Linked DNA regions of Homo sapiens: region 2 is linked to region 1. A link is an interaction called in ENCODE POLR2A ChIA-PET data of the cell type or tissue named here. Cell type or tissue: PC-9. All regions are shown on one strand. Each heading gives the region's core, and the rest is flanking DNA. Links, peaks and the distances in the headings are about the cores only. Region 1 overlaps LOC105375508 (a long non-coding RNA gene). Region 2 has its middle 63 kb from the start of LINC-PINT.

What was found. ChIA-PET counts read pairs that join two places held together with the same protein. Peaks named below come from ENCODE experiments on the same cell type or tissue, not always from the same donor. Only the 100,000 strongest peaks of a DNase experiment are listed, where the experiment ranks them.
Region 2: POLR2A ChIA-PET joins it to region 1 with 5 read pairs; 2 of 35 experiments call an interaction of 5 or more read pairs at or near these places.

The regions. Positions count from the first base shown.
Region 1 is chr7:130,847,834-130,853,222 of GRCh38, reverse strand. All of the region lies in intron 3 of LOC105375508 (a long non-coding RNA gene), which reads right to left. Among named protein-coding and RNA genes, the nearest start is that of MIR29A, 26 kb to the left of the region's middle. RefSeq lists an enhancer at 1-202. In PC-9, for the core only: no CTCF peak of the experiment used is centred there; no DNase peak of the experiment used is centred there; H3K27ac peaks cover 636 bases.
Region 2 is chr7:131,170,487-131,175,875 of GRCh38, reverse strand. It overlaps a transcript of MKLN1 not described here. Among named protein-coding and RNA genes, the nearest start is that of LINC-PINT, 63 kb to the right of the region's middle. RefSeq lists a silencer at 1,340-1,540. In PC-9, for the core only: no CTCF peak of the experiment used is centred there; DNase peaks (open chromatin) are centred at 2,125 and 2,585; H3K4me3 peaks cover 642 bases; H3K27ac peaks cover 2,534 bases.

The sequences.
Region 1 (5,389 bases), core at 99-5,098:
CATCCTAACAGAATACAATTTTGTTCAGAGGACGACGGAAAATATATCCCATTAAATACTTGCCTAACACACTGAGTGGCCTGTGACACAGGTCTGGTTAGTGATGCTGACAAAAGGCTTCTAGGTATTTATGTGAAAGCTCTTGTGTTTCTACTCAAGCACTGCTCCTTCCGCCTTGAGCGCTGATGTGAAGCCTAGAGCTGCGGCAGCCATCTTGCAACCGTGAGATGAGGAGCGTGAGAATTACAGCCTACAGCTAAGGGTGGCAGAGAAGAATGGCAGGAGCCTGGGTCCAGGATGGCACCACTGCCTCCTTTACTAGCTTCAGACTTCTTATTGCTTGAAATAAATGCCCATCACAATTGTTTAAGTCACTGCTGCTATGGTTCTTTGATGCTTGCAGGTAAAGGCTACAATAACTAATACAGGCTTACAGACACCTTAGCTTCTGTTTCTAAATTCCCAAATTAAAGCTATACATTTCTTTTAAATTCAGAAAGAAGCTAAGTAGCCGTGTTGCCCTTATTTGGGGTCTGGCATTGACACTCCACAACAGCCTCTTGCATTCATTACAATCAACTAGAGACAGACAAATACTGGAGTTAAATGGGGGAAAAAAAGAAATTATAAGCGTATAGGTAATTATGAATAGTTACTGGATCTCACAGTGAGGGACAACTATGTATAAAATCAATGGAATTATAACCTTTAGATGGGCAAAAACCAAGTCTGATGAGACCAAGTATTGCCAAGGTTGTGGGGAAATAAGATCTCTCACATACTGCTTGTGAAGTGGGTGGACTGGGCAACTACTTCAGAGGACAGTGTTTCCACATCTAGTAAACATACCTTCTGCTCCAGAAATCCTTGCACATGTGCACAAGGGCTATGCACAAGAATGTTTACTGTAGCACCATCTTGTAGCAGTGAAGCCCTAGACATAGTCTAGACGTCCATCAATAGGGTGATGGATAAAAACATTGTGATACAGTCTTAACATATAAAAACTAAAAAGCAAAACTCAGATCTCCACATCAACAGGGACGGATTTAGTAGCATGCTGAAGCTAGCTCATGAGAACTAAATGCTAACATTTCAGTTTTGTGAGCTGGCTGATGTTACTTCTATAGCTTGGTATAAGCTATGTTAAGAGTATTTACAACATGGAAATTAGCAAAAGCTACATATCATTCCCTCCCCACAAAAGCTGGTTGTTAAACATTTACTAGCACGTCACTGGACAGACTTCAAAAAAACAGTTAAAGACATGTTTCAGGGGAGAGGAAAGTTTCAGTGATGCAAGATGAATTAGTTGAAGAGATCTACATAGCATCGTATTAATACACAGTCAACAGTGCTGTATTATACACTTTAAAATTTATTAAAGATGAGAGTTTGTGTTAAATGTTTTCACCATACATGCACATATCCCAAAATAAAGGGACACAAGGAAACTTTTGGAGCTTATAGTTATGTCTGTTAACTTGACTGTGGTGATGGCTCCATGGATGTAGGCATATGTCCAAACTCATCCAACTGTATGCATTAAATATGTGCAGTTTATTGTGTGCCAGTTATATACCTCAATAAAGCTCTTTTTAGAAAAAAGGCAAGTTGCAGGATGAAAACAGTATGATAGCACATACCTAAAGTTTAAAGAACATGTTGAGACATGTAATATTTGTAATACTAATAAGATATAGTCTAGAAGGACAGATACCAACTTGTGATAATCATTATCTCTGGAGAGGGGCCACGTAATAGGTGTGGTAAAGGGGAAAAGGGGGCTTAGGTTTTTTAATCTGTTATGTTCTATTTACTTAAAAATATTTGAAGCCAAAACAATGCACTAATGTTGTTCATTTCTGGGTGGTAAATATAAAATGCTTACTCTCCTCTTTGTCTATTATTTAAATTTCAAAATAAAAGAGGCAAAATGAAATGAGAGTCAAAGAAAATTTGCTCATCACTTTTCATTGCCTGTTGATGAGAGTCTGCAGGAATCCCACTGCTGGTAGAGACGTAAAATGATGCAGCCACTGTAAAAGCTAGTTTTGTGGTTCCTCAAAAAATCAACATAGAATTACCATATGACCCACCCATTCCATTCTTAGTCATATACCCAAGAGATTGAAGAGCATATGTTCAAACAAAGTGTTTGTTTGAACACACACCTGTGTTGTACACAGTTGTTCATGGTATTATTTGTAGTGTTGTTTATAATAGTAAAAAGGTGGGAACAACCCAAATGTCCCTCAACTGCTGGGGAATGGATAAAGAAAATGTGGTTCACAACTACTAGGTTGGGAAGAATGAAAATATAACAAGTGTTGAGGATGTGGAAATATTGGAACGCTGCTACATTACTGTTGGAAATGAACAATAGTACAGCCACTCTGGAAAATACTCTGACGGTTCCTCAAAAAGTTAGACATAAAGCAACCATATGACCCAGAAATTTCACCCCTTAGTGTAACTTAAGAGAAATATGCATAGTCAAAAAAACTCTGTACACATGTTCCTCAACTTATGATGAGGTTACAACCTGATGATAAACCCATTGTAAGCTGAAAATCTCATAAGTTGAAAATGCATAATACACCTAACCTACCAAACATCATAGCTTAACCTAACATAACTTAAACATGCTCAGAACACTTATATTAGCCTACTGTTAGGCAAAATCATCTAACACAAGCTTGTCCAACCCATGGCCTGAGGGCTGCATGCAGCCCAGGAACAGCTTTGAATGCAGCTCAACACAAAGTTGTAAATTTTGTTAAAACATTATGAGACTTTTTTGTGATTTTTTTTTTAGCTCATCAGCCATCATTAGTGTTAGTGTATTTTATATGTGGCCCAAGACAATTCTTCTTCTTCCAATGTGGCCCAGGGAAGCCAGAAGATTAGACACCCCTGGTCTAAGACAAAGCCTATTTTATAGTAAAGTATTGAATATCTCATGTAATTTATTGACTATTGTTCTGAAAGTGAAAAGCAGAATGGTCATATGGGTACTCGAAGTATGGTTTCTACTGAATGCATATCATTTTTACACCACTATAAAGTTGAAAAATCATAAGTTAAGCCATCATAAGTCAGGGACTGTCTGTACATGAATATTAATAGCAGCATTATTCTTTACAGCCAAAATGTGGAAGCAATCTGAATGTGCGTGAATTGAATGAATCAATGAAATGTGGTGTAACATTCGAATGCATTATACAACCATCGTTAGGGCTGAATAATGTACAACAGAATATTATTCAGCCATTAAAGGAATGAAGGACTGATTCATGCTACAACATGGGTGGACTTTGAAAACCTTATTCCAAGTGAAAGAAGCCAGTAACAAAAGATCACATGTTGTATTCATTAGTTTATATGAAATATCCAGAATAGGCAAATCGAGACAGCCAAAAAGCAGATTAATGGTTGTCAGGGGCTGGGAGGACAGGGGATGGGGAGTGACTACTTAACTGGTACAGAATTTCCTGTTCTGGAATTAGGTAGTGATGGTGGTTACACAATATTGTGAATGTACCAAAAGTCATGAATTGTATGCTTTTAAATGGCTAAAATGATGAATTTTATGTTATATAAATTTTACCTCAATAAAAAAAGTTATTTAACTATGACATATTAAATGATACTGATTCTAGAGAGACTGCATTGTAAGAAAAGATGTGTCTCAGGGTTGATAAAATGTTATATATTTGATGACACAGAAATCTGGAGCTTCTGGCCAGGCACGGTGGCTCATGCCTATAATCCCAGCACTTTGGGAGGCCAAGGTGGGTGGATCACTTGAGGTCAGGAGTTTGAGACCAGCCTGGCCAACATGGTGAAACCGTGTCTCTACTAAAAATACAAAACTTAGCAAAAATAAAAATAAAAAATAAAAAATTTGGGTGTGGTGGTGGGTGCTCTAATCCTAGCTACTTGGGAGGCTGAGGCAGGAGAATTGCTTGAACCCAGGAGGTGGAGGTTGCAGTGAACCAAGATCATGCCACTGCACTCCAACCTGGGCAACAGAGAGAGACTTAGTCTCAAAAAAAAAAAAAAAAACAAACAAACAAACAAAAAAACAAATTTGAAGCTTCTGTACAAACAGCATTGTATCAATTAGGAAATGAGTTTGCTGCATTTAACAGAAATACCCATATCAACAGTGATTTAAACAAGTTAGAAGTTTTTGTTTCACAGGAGAAGTCCTGGTGTGGATAATCTGGGGCCCATGAACTCTCTCCATGGTTTGTACAGGGACCAGATTCCTATATGTCCTATATTCAATATTTAGCTTCCATCCTCAGTGTTACTTTGTGTTCCAAGATGGCTGTAGAAGTACGAGCCAGCATTTCCCATTCCAGGCATGCAGCAGGAAGGGGGAAAGGACAAAAATGCCTTCCTCTCGGCTAAGTCAGTCTCTCTGAGCAGAAATAAAGACATGGTTAAATAAATACATACATCCAGAAAGTGGGGAAAGCTTTATGAAAGCAGGATCCCCGTCTGTTTTATCAGTGCATTCCTAGGACTTACCACAAGGCAGAGCACATTGAAGGTGCTAAAAAAAAATGTGTGAAATGAATGGATACCTTCATGGATATGGATAAATGCATCATATAACCATTTACATCTTTACAAAAATAATCAACAGGGAAATGCTTATTATAGTGAAAGCAGAATATTACACTATATTTAGTGTAATCCCAATTTTACTGAAAAAGTATACATATGCCTAGAAAAAGAGATTAGAAAGAAAGATACTAATGGATCAAGCGATTTTTCAAATATATAGTGAAATTGCTCTGATATTTTATTTCTTCATACTTTTACACATTTTTCAAATTTCTGCAATGAGCCACAGTATTACTTTTTCTAATTAGAAAACAAATCAATAATCTTACAACTCATCTAGAAGAGGACTACATCAGTCTAAGTATTAAAAACAGGTAGCTAAGCGAATTAACACAGAAACAGAAAAACACAATATAGCACATTCTCACTTATAAATGGGAGCTAAACCCTGGGTACACATGGACATAAAGATGGGAACAATAGACACTGAGGACTCCAAAAGGAGGGAGGGAGGGAGGGGGGCAAGGGCTGAAAATCCTTCCTGTCGGGTACTATGTTCACTGTCTGCTTGACAGGATCTATAGAAGCCAAAACCTCAGGATCACACAAGATACCCTTGTAGCAAACCTGCCCATGCACCCCTGAATCTAAAATAAAAAATAAAAAACAGGTAGCAAGGCCTGGCGTGGTGGCTCATGCCTATAATCCCAGCACTTTTGGAGGCCAAGGCAGGAGGACTGCATGAGGCCAGGAGTTTGAGACCGGGTTAGACAATGTAGTGAGACCTGTCTCCACAAAGAAAAAATTTTAA
Region 2 (5,389 bases), core at 91-5,090, 320 kb before region 1:
CAGGCTGGAGTGCAATGGTGCAATCTTGGCTCACCGCAACCTCCACCTCCCGGGTTCAAGCAATTCTCCTGCCTCAGCCTCCCAAGTAGCTGGGACTACAGGCGTGTGCCACCACACCCAGCTAAATTTTGTATTTTTAGTAGAGACGGGGTTTCACCATATTGGCCAGGCTGCTCTCAAACTCCTGACCTTGTGATCCGCTTGCCTTGGCCTCCCAAAGTGCTGGGATTACAGGCATGAGCCACTGGGCCCGGCCTATTTGTATTTTTGTATGTTTAATCTCAAACATGTTGATGTACAAATAAAGAAATGGAGGGTAGTTATTTGGGTGTCCAAAATCTTTCCTAACTCTCTAGATGTTCCTATTTTTTCTTAGCATTATTTTAGGGTATCAATTCTTCACCAATACCTAATCCTTCCTCTCTTTTAAAAAATGTTGTGGGATTACAAAATTGGCTGTCATCTTTCTACTTAGAATGACCTGACTAACTTCTGCACTCATAAATATTATTTCCCTGTCTTTGCTTAAGCTATTGTCAGTCACAGAAGCTCCATCTTTTCATATGTGGGAGAACAACAAAATCAGGAAGAAGTTTCTTCCACCTACTCTATCTATCTATCTATCTATCCATCCATCCATTCTATCTCTCTCTCTCTATCCATCCATTCTATCTATCTATCTATCTATCTGTCTATCTATCTAATCTAATCTATCTATCTATCCATCCACCCATCCATCCACCCTATCCATCTATCCACCCATCCATCCATCCACCCACCCTATCTCTCTGTCTCCCCATCCATCCATCCATCCATCCATCCATCCATCCATCCATCCATCCATCTGCCTATCTATATACCCACCCTATCTATCTATCTATCTATCTATCTATCTATCTATCTATCTATCTATCTATCTATCATCTACCAGTTATCAGGGAGGGAGACAAGTGGGGAGGAGAGAACAGACTTGCCCTGTCTGAATTGTACTGGAAACTTAGTCTGTACTTGCTCTTGTTCTATAACTCTACTCAAGAGTACAATATTGTTAGAACCAAATGAATTTTTTTAATTCAACTTGGCAGGTAGCAGTAAATATTTACTGGTTTGAATTATCAATTCTCATCAAGATTGGTACTGAGAACTATATTAAAACAATCAGGAGATTTTTCTTAAAGGATCATTTTTTATTCCAAAATTGGTTATTGTAAAATGTGTGTGAGTCTGTTTAATCACGTCAGGCACAGGATCATCTTGCATTCCTGCCTTCTCCCAACATGTGGAGGTCAGATGCCTTGTGCTGCCCTCACCTCATGTCGGGAAGAGATACCACAAAGTAATTTTGTAGGATAAAGAAGGATTAAGAAGAGAAAACGGGTTCTGAGGAAAATGCAACATATGAAATCAGGAATCTCCCTTTCCAAGGAACTTTCGAAGGCTTTTAAAACCTTTCTTGTCCCCGCTATTGTTTTCCCATCACCAGGCAAGAAAGTTCAGTTTTTCCGATTAAGAGTGCCATCTGTGTCTCTGAAAAAAGACACATATTGTGGAATGAAAAGGAAACGGTGGAGTGAGGGATAAATGAGCATCAAAAGTCTTTAAAGGGTGGGGCGCGGTGGCTCACGCCTGTAATCCCAGCACTTTGGGAGGCCGAGGCGGTCAGATCACGAGGTCAGGAGATCGAGACCATCTTGGTTAACACAGTGAAACCCCGTCTCTACTAAAAATACAAAAAATTAGCCGGGTGCGGTGGCGGGCACCTGTAGTCCCAGCTACTCGGGAGGCTGAGGCGGGAGAATGGCGTGAACCCGGGAGGCAGAGCTTGCAGTGAGCCGAATCGTGCCACTGCAGTCCAGCCTGGGTGACAGACCGAGACTCCCGTCTCAAAAAAAAAAAAAAAAGAAAAAGAAAAAGGTCTTTAAACTCTGGAGAAGCAAAGTGAAAACTGAAAACTCAATTCAATTTGTCAGTACTTCTGGTTACAAGAAAATCTGTAGTAAATGAAGACTATGTTGTTTTGTTGTTTTGTTTTGATTTGTTTTTTTAATTCAGCTCCTACAGGAGAAGGCTGTTTTTGTTTTTTTAAGCTGCTCCTCGTGGAGCAGCACCGAGTCAGCTGAAAACTATGTTTCTCTGTGTGTGTGTTTTTGTTTGTTTGAGATGGAATCTTGCTCTATGACCCAGGTTGGAATGCAATGGCACGATCTCAACTCACTGCAACCTCCACCTCCTGGGTTCAAGCAATTCTCCTGCCTCAGCCTCCTGAGTAGCTGGAATTGCAGGCATGCATGACCACGCCAGGCTAATTTTTGTATTTTCAGTAGAAATGGGGTTTCACTAAGTTGGCCAAGCTCGTCTCAAACTCCTGACCTCAGGTGATCTACCCACCTTGGCCTCCCAAAGTGCTAGGATTATGGGCGTGAGCCACCACGCCCGGCCAAGACTATGTTTTTATAAAGCTAATTTGCATTATCATTCTAGGACTCCGATATGTCCCTCTTCCACTTGTTGTCAATAAAAAAATTCATCTCACCCAGAATCCAATCATTTCACATGAGTCAGAATGCATGACTGACTCAAGGTTCAACTATCTGTAGTGTTTTTCCCTTATTAGATTTAATATTTCCTTCAAGATGGGCTTGTACGTCAGGTACTTCGTCACTCCCAGATAGCTACAGATTTTTGCTTTATTATGTCTGTTGTATGAATGTGTGTGTGTGTGTGTGTGTGTGTGTTTGTATATACAAAATATGATGTATACATAAGTATTTGAATAGTGTTATAAATGCAAGTTTAAAGAAAATATTGATTTTTGTCAATTCATTCAAGGAAAACACATATTCACTAATGCAAATATCATGTTACAGAATCCACCTGATTTTCATTTGTTTAAATCAAGTAATTTTTAATCAACTTCTACAAATTTGACTCAGTCATTTCTCATATGCTGGGGATCAAAATCTCTCTACTACATTTAAGTCATTCATCATAGCTATCAAGCATTACACAGAGATTTACAGTGGAATTAATACTATGGATCAAGTATAAGTGGTTGTTCCCCAGTTGCATCTGACAGCATTTCTATTTTCAGTGTTTCTTGAAAAGTCCAACATCAGGTTTGTATACATCAGAACCTTTCTTGCTGCAGTTACTATAGGAGACAGTTCCGTGGCTTTTCATGGTGTACAAGAAAGGTAGATTTCAATTTCTATTATCTAACTTTGCTAGGTTTTCAGGTATGCTCATCAATAAATTAATTCTTGGCCGGCACGGTGGCTCACGCCTGTAATCCTAGCACTTTGGGAGGCCGAGGCAGGTGGATCACGAGGTCAGGAGATTGAGACCATCCTGGCTAACATGGTGAAACCCTGTCTCTACTAAAAATACAAAAAATTAGCCGGGCGTGGTGGCGGGTGCCTGTAGTCCCAGCTACTTGGGAGGCTGAGGCAGGAGAATGGCGTGAACCCAGAAGGTGGAGCTTCCAGTGAGCCGAGATCACGCCACTGCACTCGAGCCTGGGTGACAGAGCGAGACTCCATCTCAAAAAGAAAAAAAAAAAATACAAAAATTAGCCTGGTGTTGTGGCAGGCGCCTGTAGTCCCAGTTACTTGGGAGGCTGAGATAGGAGACTGGCCTGAACCCCGGAGTCAGAGCTTGCAGTGAGCCGAGTTCGTGTCACTGCCCTCCAGCCTGGGCGACAGAGCGAGACTCCATCTCAAAAAAGTATATATAAAATAAAATAAAAATAAATAAATAAATAAATTCTTGTGTGGACAGATTAATGGACTCCAGATCAACTCTTCGAAGGCTCTTCATTGCTTTGGTGGAAGGTGAAAGGCTCACACTAGGTCTTCATTAACAGCTCTTCTCCACCTGGCCCCAATCTACCTGCTACTATGTCCCTTCTGTGCTGGTCCCACTGGTCTCCTCATTGTTGCCCAAAATACACCCTGGACATTTCCAACTTCAGGCATGTACTTAAGCTGTTCTTCTCAACTAAAATATCCTCTTTCTTTTGCTCTACAAACCCAAGTTCTATCTGTTCTTTGTCAATGTTGTATTTCTTAATTATACCAAACAATGTATGAGTATATCCTCATTAGAAAAATATTCAAACAGGCTAGGCGAGGTGGCTCATGCCTGTAATCCCAGCACTTTGGGAGGCCGAGGTGGGTGGATCACCTGAGGTCAGGAGTTCGAGATCAGCCTGGCCAACATGGTGAAACCCTGTCTCCACCAAAAATACAAAAAGTTAGCTGGCCATGGTGGTGGATGCCTGTAATCCCAGCTACTTGGGAGGCTGAGGCAGGAAATCGCTTGAACCCATGAGGCAGAGGTTGCAGTGAGCTGAGAACGCACCATTGCACTCCAGCCTTGGCTACAAAAGCGAAACACGATCCCAAAAAAAAAAGAAAGAAAAATATTTAAACAATAATAAAGAAGTATACATACAGTAAAAACTGAAAGTCCCTATTAATTCTAGCCCTTCCCCTCTCCCACCTGCCAACTGTATTGCCCTTCTTCCAATTTGCTAGTTATCCTTCCGACTCTTTTTCACTGCATTTAATAAACCTATACAGTTTTTGTTTTGCTTCATTTTTAGGTAAGTGGGGTTACAGTATACACTCTGTCCTGTGGCTAGCTTTCTCCTCTTCAAGACCTATATTAAGTTTCCTCTCTCTCCCCAGAAACCTCCCTCACCATTTCAGCATCCAATGACCTCCTCCCTGTAACCCTGCCTTGGATTTCAAACACTTGGTATCCTTGGAACCCTATTGGCTTCTGATTCATCTCTTTATGATGTCGGGTTGTTTAACTTTTTTATGTGTGTCTTATCACTGACATGTAAAATCTTTGAGGGGAGGAATGTTATCTTGATCTTTTGCAGCATTTAGAACTGCCCAAAATGGGTCTCCAGCCTGATTTTATTGAGTAAGTGAACTTTAGGTTTCCCATTTCCTGATCTAAGATGGGAAAGCTCTGCTCCAATGCAGGGAAAAATTAAAATGTACTATGATGAAGTACTTCAGCGTTTTCATGCACTCTCCTAAGAATTCTCTCAATCTGTTGTACATGGTGGGTTTGTGGATTTCTATTAATATAAATCAGTTGAGAAGTGCAGCAACTTTGTGAGAAGCCAGAGACCCCAGGCAAAAACTTTTCTTCTCTGACCTGTCAGACCAAGGACAGCTCCATGAGTTACAAACCCTCAGAGATGAAATCATCACAGAGTGAAAGGGAGGTTTACAGCACAGGCTGATGTGGGAAAAGGTTGTGAGGGAAGCACCAACTAGCCAAGGGGAACCCACTCTCTCAGATGTTTCAGACTTTTAAAATTTCAGCTCTCACTGAACCAGCTTTCCAATGGAATTAGTCACTGGTATAACAG